2 separate regions of the Homo sapiens genome follow, and region 1 is linked to region 2. Evidence: read pairs that join two places in POLR2A ChIA-PET (ENCODE). Cell type or tissue: GM12878. All regions are shown on one strand. Each heading gives the region's core, and the rest is flanking DNA. Links, peaks and the distances in the headings are about the cores only.

Region 1 (5,391 bases), core at 105-5,104, 90 kb after region 2:
CTCAAGTGATCTACCGGCCTCGGCCTCTCAAAGTGCTGGGGTTACAGATATGAGCCACCATGCCTGGCCTATAGTTAATTTTGGTAAGAAAATTTGGTTAAGATACATAAGAGCTTATTGGTAGAGATGAGACATTAAGTTATATGGATTAGTGGAAGATAAGGGAAGGAAGAAAGATAAATGAATACTTACAGAACACCTACTATGTGCCAGGCACTTACACATATTTACAATTCATGAAAAGGATATTGTTCACCTTATTTCCACAGGTGAAGAAACAGGATCTTACAGTTTAAGATATATAATAAAGCAATAAAAGCCTACTCCTGGAGGGAGGCTTTCTTGATAGAATTATCTGCTTTTCCTCAAGGTCAGCAGTTCACCCGCTTTAAAGCCTCAGACAATCCTGAAGCAAACACAACTACTCCTCTATGGTGCTGGCAGACTTTGACTTGAAAAAATTTTGTTACTGAAAGTGCAAAGAATAAGAGATATTTATGAAGTTATTGTGCTCCAATAGAAAATAAAATAAACATAGTATTAGATATTAAGAAAAGTAAAACACACCAGAAAACATGAGATGCCTAACAGTGCTGGATCAGAAAGAAAAGGTATAGTTAGAGAAGAGGAACATTCTTTGAGAAATGGTCTTGAGAAAGCATGACAAGCATTAGAAACTAAGGTAGTGAGGTAAACTCCAGATCTTAGATCTCCAGAAACCTACTGCTGGTGATGAGTATACTTCCCATCAATTCCTTTTTCAAAATTCCTTTTTCACAATTTCTTTTTCAAAAAATCTTTAATCTCTAATTCTGCTTTCTGAAATATCTACATTTGGAAAATAAATTCTCTCTCTTAAGGCCAGTTGAGAGCTTATTTGACACTAGTACTCCTTGTAAAACATCATCTAATTTACAGCTATATAAAAGATACTGCTAATATATCACCTAAATCAATTTCAACCACATGAATTTATTGAACATGAATCCATAAAAAGTCACTCAACAAAATATTTATCAAGAGTCTACTATTTGTCAGACATTATTCCAGGTACTGGAGACACTGCATGGGGGAAAAAAAAAACACAAAAACTCTTGCTCTTAAATGTTATGGCAGGTTGTAATAAATACAATAAACATAAACAAAGAAAAGAAATAGAGAATGAAGAAAAGATGCCGCCTTATGTTGTGTAGTCAGGGAAGGCCTCACTGTTAGAGTCACATTTGAGCAAAGACTTGAATGGAGTGAGGGAGTATCGAGTTCTGTGGCTCTCTGGCATTAAGAGCTTGCTTGAGGAAACATCACATGTGAAAGTCCAGAGGTGACAATGTGCTTGGTGTGGAATAGTAAAAGGCCAATATGATTAAATTACAGTGAGGGAAGGGATAGTAGATGACCTAGGACTTTGATAAGAATTCTGAATTTTAAATTTAGTGAGAACAGAAGCCACTAGTAGGTTCTGACCAAAGAAATGACATAATCTGACTTAGGTTATAAAAGGATCACTTTGGCTATTACGCAGAGAATAGACATAAAGGTAGGGGTGGGAGTAGAAAGCCAATTAGAAGAATCTTGCTAAAGTACATGCAAAGATAATAATGGTGGCTTAGATTATTAGAATATTAGCAGTAGATGTGGGGATTTTTTTTTTTTTTTTTTTTTTTTTTTGAGACAGGGTCTCACTCTGTCACCCAGGCTGGAGTGCAGTGGCACAGCATGGCGGCTCACTGCAAGCCTCAAACACCTGGGCTCATGCAATTCTCTCAACTCAGCCTCCTGAGTAGCTGGGACCACAGGTGCATGCCACCATGCCTGGCTAATTATTTTATTTTTTGTAGAGATGGGGTCTCACATTGCCCAGGATGATCACAAACTCCTGGGCTCAAGCGATCCTTCCCCTTCAGCCTCCCAAAGTGTTGGGATTACAGGTGTGAGCCACTGTGCCCAGCCAAAAAATCATTCTATTTAAAGGAATTATTAATGGGATGAATGAGGGGTTTGGAGTGGGGCAAGAAGGATGACACTAATACTTTTAGCTTGAGTAATTCCAAGAATATAGTTGTCATTACTGAAATTGGGAAGATCAAAAGAGTAGCAAGTTTGGGAGGGAAAAATCAAAGGCTGAGTAGGTAACCAGGCTGGTCAGGAGATGAGTAGTGTACAAAGAGATTAAGAAAATATATTGAGTATGATGAAAGCCAGATTTATCAATGGTAAGGAAGATATTTACATACAAACATAGAAAGGGGGAAGGCTACAAAGAATCTTGAAGTATTGAACCTGCCATCAGACATCTCAATGTGAATTGATATCTATACATATACACACACACACACAGATATATACAGAAACAGATCTGGCTGTATGTATATGTAATAAAGATAGGAAAAAACTGAAGTGCTTTTTCTACCCTCACTCACCACTCAACACAATACTTCTGACTTCAGATGTGTGGGGACTTTCCCACATGCCAAGCAATTCCCTGGCAGATACCAGCTGGACATCCTCCAGTCCAATTCTGACACTCTCTTCCTGGAGAGCGTCAGGTCTCACAGACTGCTAACCCACAAGACTGCTCCCCACTTCAGATGCTAATTGGAAGTCTCAGGTTGTGACCTGTACTTCTGACCAACCAGCTAAAAATTGGCGTTCCTATGACACCTTTCTTAGGGTCGATTAGTTTGCTATAGTGGGTCACAGAACCCAAGGAAACATTTTATTTATACTTACTCATTTATTATAAAACATTATTACAAAGGAACAGATGAACAGCCAGATAGAAGAAATGCATAGGGCAAGGTATGGAAGAAGGCATGTGAGGCTTCCATGCCCTCTCTGGGTGGGCTACCCTCCAGGAGGCTCCCCGAACCCTGTCCTGGGTTTTTCATAGAGGCTTCATTTCATGGGCATAATTGGTTACACCACTGGCTAATGGTGATCAAGTCACCCTTTAAGCTCCTCTCTGAAGTAGGTGGGTGGGGTGGAGCTAAAAGTTCCAACCCTTTAATCATGTTTGGATCCCTTGGCAACCAGCCCCCATCCTGACGCTATTCAGGAGCCCACTAAGAGTTACTTCATTAAGACAAGATTCTCCTATGACCCAGGAAACTCCAAGGGATTTAGGAGCTCTGTGTCAGACACTCCTATCATTCAGGAAATCAGAAAGGTCTTAGGAGCCCTGTGACAGGAACTGGGGTCAGAGACCAAATATAGGAACAAAAGATTCTCTTAGTGCCCCTTATCTACAAGGGCTTTAGGAGCTCTGTGCCAGGAACTTGGGGGCAGAGACCAAACATGTATTTCAAATTATAATATTACAGTGCATACATACATATATTTCCTAGTTCTGCCCACTACGGACTCAAAGTAATAGCACACAGAAGCAATGAGCACACCAAGTGCTTAGTTTTTAAATATCATCCTCCACTAAAAGGAAACAGGGGTTCTTGGGGAAATAGTTGATTCCAGAATTGGGGCAAAGAAAGTACATGATAAGCCTGGAACATCCTGCACCAGAGAGGAAGTGCTCAGAGAACAATGGGGACATACTCCTATCAGTCAAGTATGGAGCAATTTGAGCGTAAAAATAAATAGTAAGAGTAACAAATTTCAATCCATTGAATAAAACAGAAATCCATGGACATAATGATATAAATAAATAAACAAGCACATAAATGGCAGAGAATAGAAACTTCTTCCTTCCATTAGAATGCCAACTAAGAAAAGTAGAAGAAATGATGAAAATAGAAAACCACCATTTGGCAACCATCATAAAGGTGGTTGATTCAGGAGGGTTTCATCAAAGTATGCTAAGGCTGGTGAGTGGAGGTCTGACAAGGAACAGGATATTGGCAGAGTCTCCCCACAAAATACTATTTGTCTCAATCTGTTGAGGCTGATACAAGAAATACCATAAACTGTGACTTATAATCAACAGGTTATTATAATCAACTTTGACTTATAATCAACAGCATTAATTTCTCTTACTTCTGGAGACTGAGAAATCCAAGATCAAGGCGCCAGCAGATTTGGTGTCTGGTGAGGGCCCACTTCCTGGATCATGGACAGTGGCTTCTCAAGTGGTGGAAAGGGCAAGAGGTCTCTCTGGGACTTCTTTTATAAGGGCACTAATTTTGCCCTCATGACTTAATCAAAGACCCCACCTCCTAATATTATCCCCTTGGGGGTCAGGACCTCAACATATGAATTTTGGGGAAACTTCAGACCATAGCACTATTGCATAGGGGAAAAATGATGATTTCATAGTGGAAAAAAAAAAAAAACCAACCCTAGAAGACACCAAATTGACTAGGTGACCAATATTAATATCACCAGGGGTGAGACAGTTTGACATCATGCACTTCTTCATGTGATACATAGAGAAGACACAGCATCATTTCTGAGGTATTTCTGCCAAGAATGCATGATCTGACAGACATCCAACAGAATCAAAGGACTCTAGTCTTTTTTTTTTTTTCTTCTTTTTTTTTATTATACTTTAAGTTTTAGGGTACATGTGCACATTGTGCAGGTTAATTACATATGTATACATGTGCCATGCTGGTGCGCTGCACCCACTAACTCGTCAGCTAGCATTAGGTATATCTCCCAGTGCTATCCCTCCCCCCTCCCCCCACCCCACCACAGTCCCCAGAGTGTGATATTCCCCTTCCTGTGTCCATGTGATCTCATTGTTCAATTCCCACCTATGAGTGAGAATATGCGGTGTTTGGTTTTTTGTTCTTGCGATAGTTTACTGAGAATGATGGTTTCCAGTTTCATCCATGTCCCTATAAAGGACATGAACTCATCATTTTTTATGGCTGCATAGTATTCCATGGTGTATATGTGCCACATTTTCTTAATCCAGTCTATCATTGTTGGACATTTGGGTTGGTTCCAAGGACTCTACTCTTTAAAACTGTCAAAGTCATAAAAGGAAAAAAACTGAGGAACTCTTCTAGATTGAAGGAGACTAAAGAGACATGGCAACTAGATTTAATAAATGATCCTGGATTGGATCTCAAGTCAGAAATAAAAAAGATATTTTTGGAACATCTCGTAAAAATGTGTATTGGGTCTGTGGTTTGGATGGTAGTATCTGCTGATGTTGATTTCCTGATTTGGATAGCTAGGTAAGGGAGTAATCTTGCATGGCGGATATAAATTCTGGAGTATTGAGAGGTGAGGAGGCATTATGTTCACGATTTGCTCTCAAATGGATCAGAAAAAGAATAATGATAATGGATATAGATATTTATATATACACAAGCACATAAATATATAGTGAGGGAGAGGGAACAAACAGAACAAAATGTTAACTGGGGCATATAGGAGTTTGTACTTTCTTGCAATTTTTCTACAAGTTTGGAATTATATAAACATAAATTA
Region 2 (5,391 bases), core at 79-5,078:
CCAAATAGGAAAGGAATAAGTAAAACTGTCTTTATTTGCAGGTGACACGGTTATATAGAAAATCCTATGGATTTACAAAAAAGCTACTAGAACTAATAAGTGAGTTTAGCAAGATTGCAGGATATAAGATCAATATACAACAATCAACTGTATTTTTATGGATCAGCAATGAACAATTGGAAACTGAAATTTAAAAAATCATTTACAATAGCACCAAAATTATGAAATAGGGGTAAGTCTGACAAAGGATATGCAAGATCTATCTACTGAAAACTACAAAACATTGCTGAGAGAAATTAAAGTCCTAAATAAATGGAGAAGTATATTATGTTCATGGATTGGAAAACTGAATATTGTTAACATGGCAATGTTATCTTCCAGTTGATCTATGCAGTCATCATAATCCTAATAAAAATCCTGATAGGCTTTTTGGGGTAGAAAACCAATTTTAAATTCATATGGACATGCAAAGGACCTAGAATACCCAAAACAACTTTGATAAAGAAGAAAGTTGGAGGACTTACACTACCTGAAGTCATGACTTATTATAAAATTACAGTAATTAAGTCAGTGCAATACCGGCATCAAGCTGGACAAACAGATCAATAGAACAGAACAAAATGTCAAGAAACAGACCCATACATATATGATTAATTTTTTTTTTAAAGAGACTTGCTCTGTTTCCCAGGTTGGAGTGCAGTAGCACAATCATAGTTCGCTGTAACCTTGAACTTCTGGGTTCAAGATACCTTCTTGCTTTAGCCTCCTGAGTAGCTAGGACCGCAGGAATGTACCACAATGCCTGGCTAGTTGAAATTTTTTTTTTTCTTTTTTTAGAGACAGGGTCTACTATGTTGCTCAGGCTGGTCTCAAACTCCTGGCCAGAAGTGATCCTCCCACTCAGCCCAATGTGTTGGGATTACAGGCATAAGCCACTGTGGCAGGCCTGAATAACTGATTTTTGACAATGATGCAAAGGCAATTCAGTGGCGAAAGGACAGTTAAAAAAAAAAGTTCAAAAAAGGGACAAAGAACTCTGACTTATTCTGTTTACCATAATAAAAGATAAGCTCATGCTGAATTACAGATTTAAATGTAAAACCTAAAACTATAAAACTTCCAGAAGAAAACCTAGGAGAAAATCTTTATGACCTTGGTTTTAGGCAAAGATTTCTTAGCTACCACACCAAAAATATGATCCATAAAAGAAAAATTGGTAGGTTGGACTTCATTAAAATTAAAAATTTGTGCTCTTTGAAAGGTATTAAGGAAATAAAAAAATAAGCCACAGACTAGAAGAAAATTGCATAAATCAAATATCTGATAAAGGATTTGTATTCAGAGTATAAACTCTTAAAATGCAATAAAAATAAAACAAACCCAATAAAAATTAAACAAAGATTTGAACAGACACTTCACCAAAGAAAATATACAGATGCAAATAAACATATGAAAAGATGATCAACATTATCAGAGAAATGGAAATTAAAATGACAATGATTTACAACATCACACCTATTAGAATGTCTAAAGTTAAAAAGACTGACTATAGTAAGTACTGATAAGGTTGTGGAACAACTGAAACACTAGTACCCCGTTGATGTAATTGTAAAATGGTATAACCACTTTGGAAAACAGTTTGTCAGTTTCTTAAAATGTTAAATATATACCTATTATATGACCCAGCCAAAGCATATGATCTTAGCAGTTTTAGAAACTCCTTATCTTACCCTTATCTCCAACATCATTATTAAGCATGGTTCTCACAACAACCAAAGTCAGAATTTATTTATATGCAACTCTGCAGATGTTCATACTCTAAGTGAGGCTGTACAACAGAGTAGACTGGCAGTTTGCCCTTGCACATTAGTTGGGGAAAGTGGCTGAAAACGGGGAAGTGATGTTAACATTGTGGGCTATAGTTTGAAAATGTAAGCAATAAAAGAACAGGGTGGGCATAGTGGCTCATAAATAAAAGATTAGAAAAAATAAAAATATGGACTGGGTGTGGTGGCTCATGCCTGTAATCCCAGCACTTTGGGAGGCCAACGTGGGCGGACTGCTTGATCCTAGGAGTTTGAGACTAGCCTGGGCAACATGGTGAAAAATACAAAAATTAGCTGGGCATGGGGGCATGAGCCTGTAGTCCCAGCTACTCAGGAGGCTGAGGCAGGAGGATCCATTGAGCCCCAAAGGTTGAGACTGCAGTGAGCCATCAACAGCACCACTGCACTCCAGCCTGGGCGATAGAGGGAGACCATCTCCAAACAAACAAAAATACACATTATGTTGTACACCATAAATATATACAATTGTTTGTCAATTAAAAAATAAATAAATAAGAGTAAGGAAATACACCAAATTGCTAGCTGTGCTATTATAAGGATGGAGCTATTAATCATTTTCTTCTGTATTGTATTTTCCAATTTTTTGGTAATCTGCTTATATAACTTCTTCTATTGCAGAATTAATATAATATCAAAAGTCAGGTTGTCATCTTGGTATGGCTTTTGAATAAGAGAAGCAGGATGATAAGAGAAGGGAGGCTGAGTGACACAGGCTGATGGGGTTGCTGGCAGCAATCTAACAGGGGAAGCTGCATGCAGGCTCCAGACACCTGCAACTGAGTAACTGTGTCAGTGGACTGTTCTCCTTTAAAAACAACGTTGCTATACTCTGGGATTCCTTTTTTCCAATCTTACATTCTGTACTATAGCATGATACAGAAGGCAGAGTTAATACCCAAGTAAGTATAGTTCCTTCCTTATTCTATAAGGGAGTAGTCTGTGTCTTTTTAAAACATTTATCTTCCACAAGGCACTTTTCAGTTGCACTATTAATGTCTAACAGTAGTATTAATCATGTTTTCCAGATGACGAATGCTTTTGTTGGCAGCTGTAATGGAAGAAATAATTTAGCCTCTAGAATGTGCATTTCTGCTTCATGTTCCTCAGCCAGCTAGCTGTCAGTATGAAGAGATACAACCCCCTCTAAATAATTTCAGTGCTGTTACTTAAAAGCAGATTAAATAAATATAGGTCCTCATTAAGCTATTTTGTGCCTATGTCTCTCCTTTATTTATATTATTAGATCTTCCACAAAATGTAATCTCTCAGTTGAAAGATGCAGGCTCCATAAGAGTGATGAGGGGGAAGAAAAACGTCGGATGGAATTGCAAAATGCTCCCTTCACAGAGGATATGTATGTCTCTAGAGGAGTGATTTCTCTGGACAGGTCTCAAAAATACTCATTTATTCAATGCTTACTACTACTGTACTAGGCACAGCTCCTTCATTCCCTTCCTTCACAACGAGAACAGCCCTTCTTCTTTATCTCCTGTTAAAATTCTTCAAAGACTATCTCAAATGACATATCCTCCATGGGGCACACTTTCTTCCCTATTCTTCTAGCTGATATTGAGCTTTTCTGATAGTATTTCAAAGAATCATGAGATTCTGGAGTTGGTGGGGGTGGGGAGTGGGAATCTCAGAGTCTTTTAATCTTTCTTTCAGAAACCCAAGAGAAGTGACTTTTTCCAAGGTGTGCAGATGAGTTAGAAGTAAGCAATCTCAAGTGTGCTACACAGTAGTCCAGTCATACACTGCCATGTATCATTAAGATCTATGAAGATCTGTCTGGTCTCCTAGCTTGTAAATTCTATGAGGAGGGAGACCAAGTTTTGTTCATCTTCAGTTTGCCCAGGAAGTAAGTACAAAGTTAGATGGTATGTGCCTGCTCAGTTCAAAGTCAGATGGTATATGGCCCCTCAATTGATTTGGTTAGAAAAGGTGCTAGCTGAAGGAAAATCATGGGTTTGATTGGTTGGAAACAGTCCTGCTGTAGAAGCCCAAATCAAGTGGGCCTGGAATTTGCTGTCATCAAAAACTCTACAACAGTCTGAAGTAGATGAGCATTATGACTTTTAGAAAGTGCAATAGTAGGAGATATTCCATGAGATGGAGCAACTCTGTTCTGTTTTTTGTTTTGTTTTGTTTTTTTTGTTTTTTGAGACAGAGTTTCACTCTTGTCACCCAGGCTGGAGTGCAATGGCATGATTTTGGCTCCCTGCAACCTCTGCCTCCCGGGTTCAAGCGATTCTTCTGTCTCAGTCTCCTGAGTAGCTGGGATTATGGGCGTCTGCCACCATGCCTGGCTAATTTTTGTATTTTTAGTAGAGACAGCGTTTCACCATGTTGGCCAGGCTGGTCTCGAACTCCTGACCTCAGGTGATCCATCTGCCTTGGCCTCCCAAAGTGCTGGGATTACAGGTGTGAATCACCATGCACGGCCAGAGCAACTCTGTTCTAATAACAACTGGGGAAGTGCTTACAACCCCAAAGTCAAGTGGGTGATGTTTCTTTTTCCCTCTAGCTGGATTAACATTAATAGTTAAATGAAAATAAAGCTTCAATAGATTGTTTTTCCTTAAAATGTAGACCCACACACAACCCTTTTTAAATGTGCAAGTGTATTCTCATTAGAAAATTAGAATGCTATGTGAAAAAATTGACAAAACTTCCAAGAATGTTGAAAAATTTTCGTCAGTTTCGCTAGCAAGCCTGCCTGATATCTGAAGAGCACAAGCATTTAAAGAGGCACTATGAAGACAGTGGGAAGTTGGGAGGTTAGAGTTTTAGCTTTTAGTTTGCCACTATTCCAACTAGCCACTCACCCATCCAACCATTCACTCCTTCCTTCAAAAATATTTAAGTACCAACTATGTGTCAGGCACTTTGCTGTGCAGAGCAGAGAACCAGGAAGATATGGCAATTACATTCTAGAGAGGAAGACAACAATAAACAAAAGAAAACAAATAAAGAAGGCAAGTTCAAACTGTAATAAATACCATTGAGGAAATAAACAGGATGACAGAGAGTAATGGGTGGGGAGGTGACAGTAGGAATTACATTAGTCTGACTAGCAAGGCATCACATATCCAGCTATGTAATATCAGGCAAATCAACCGAATTTTTCTGGTACTTAGATCTCCAACATGAAAAACTAAGGTTGAACCAGATGACATCAGAGTAGAAAAAGCCCTGGACTTGAAGTAAGGAGACTTAAGCTGTGTCCTGGCCTTGTCTGTAAAACTCACCTACACTCTCTCTATGTGAGGAGAATATGAAAGCTGTCAAGAATTGAAGTCACCTTCAGACTAAGCCCACGTACTAAGAAGAACATTCCTTTCACTTAAGATTTTGTGCAAATCTCTGGATGTTTATTTTCATTTTCACTAAAGAAGACCTCTGAGAACTTCAGAGACACTAGATTGTTTTCTATTCTATTACTTCCAGACACGAAGCATATTTACTCTATGAATGGGATGAGTTTGGTAGATAGGCATCGATAACCCAAATAGTGATAACATATTCTTCATCATACATTAAAAAA

The links. ChIA-PET counts read pairs that join two places held together with the same protein. Peaks named below come from ENCODE experiments on the same cell type or tissue, not always from the same donor. Only the 100,000 strongest peaks of a DNase experiment are listed, where the experiment ranks them.
Region 1: POLR2A ChIA-PET joins it to region 2 with 8 read pairs; 5 of 35 experiments call an interaction of 5 or more read pairs at or near these places.

The regions. Positions count from the first base shown.
Region 1 is chr11:72,952,556-72,957,946 of GRCh38, forward strand. The region is part of intron 8 of FCHSD2 (FCH and double SH3 domains 2); the gene reads right to left. Among named protein-coding and RNA genes, the nearest start is that of ATG16L2, 140 kb to the left of the region's middle. In GM12878, for the core only: no CTCF peak of the experiment used is centred there; a DNase peak (open chromatin) is centred at 2,506; H3K27ac peaks cover 2,714 bases.
Region 2 is chr11:72,862,280-72,867,670 of GRCh38, forward strand. The region is part of intron 13 of FCHSD2 (FCH and double SH3 domains 2); the gene reads right to left. Among named protein-coding and RNA genes, the nearest start is that of ATG16L2, 51 kb to the left of the region's middle. In GM12878, for the core only: no CTCF peak of the experiment used is centred there; no DNase peak of the experiment used is centred there.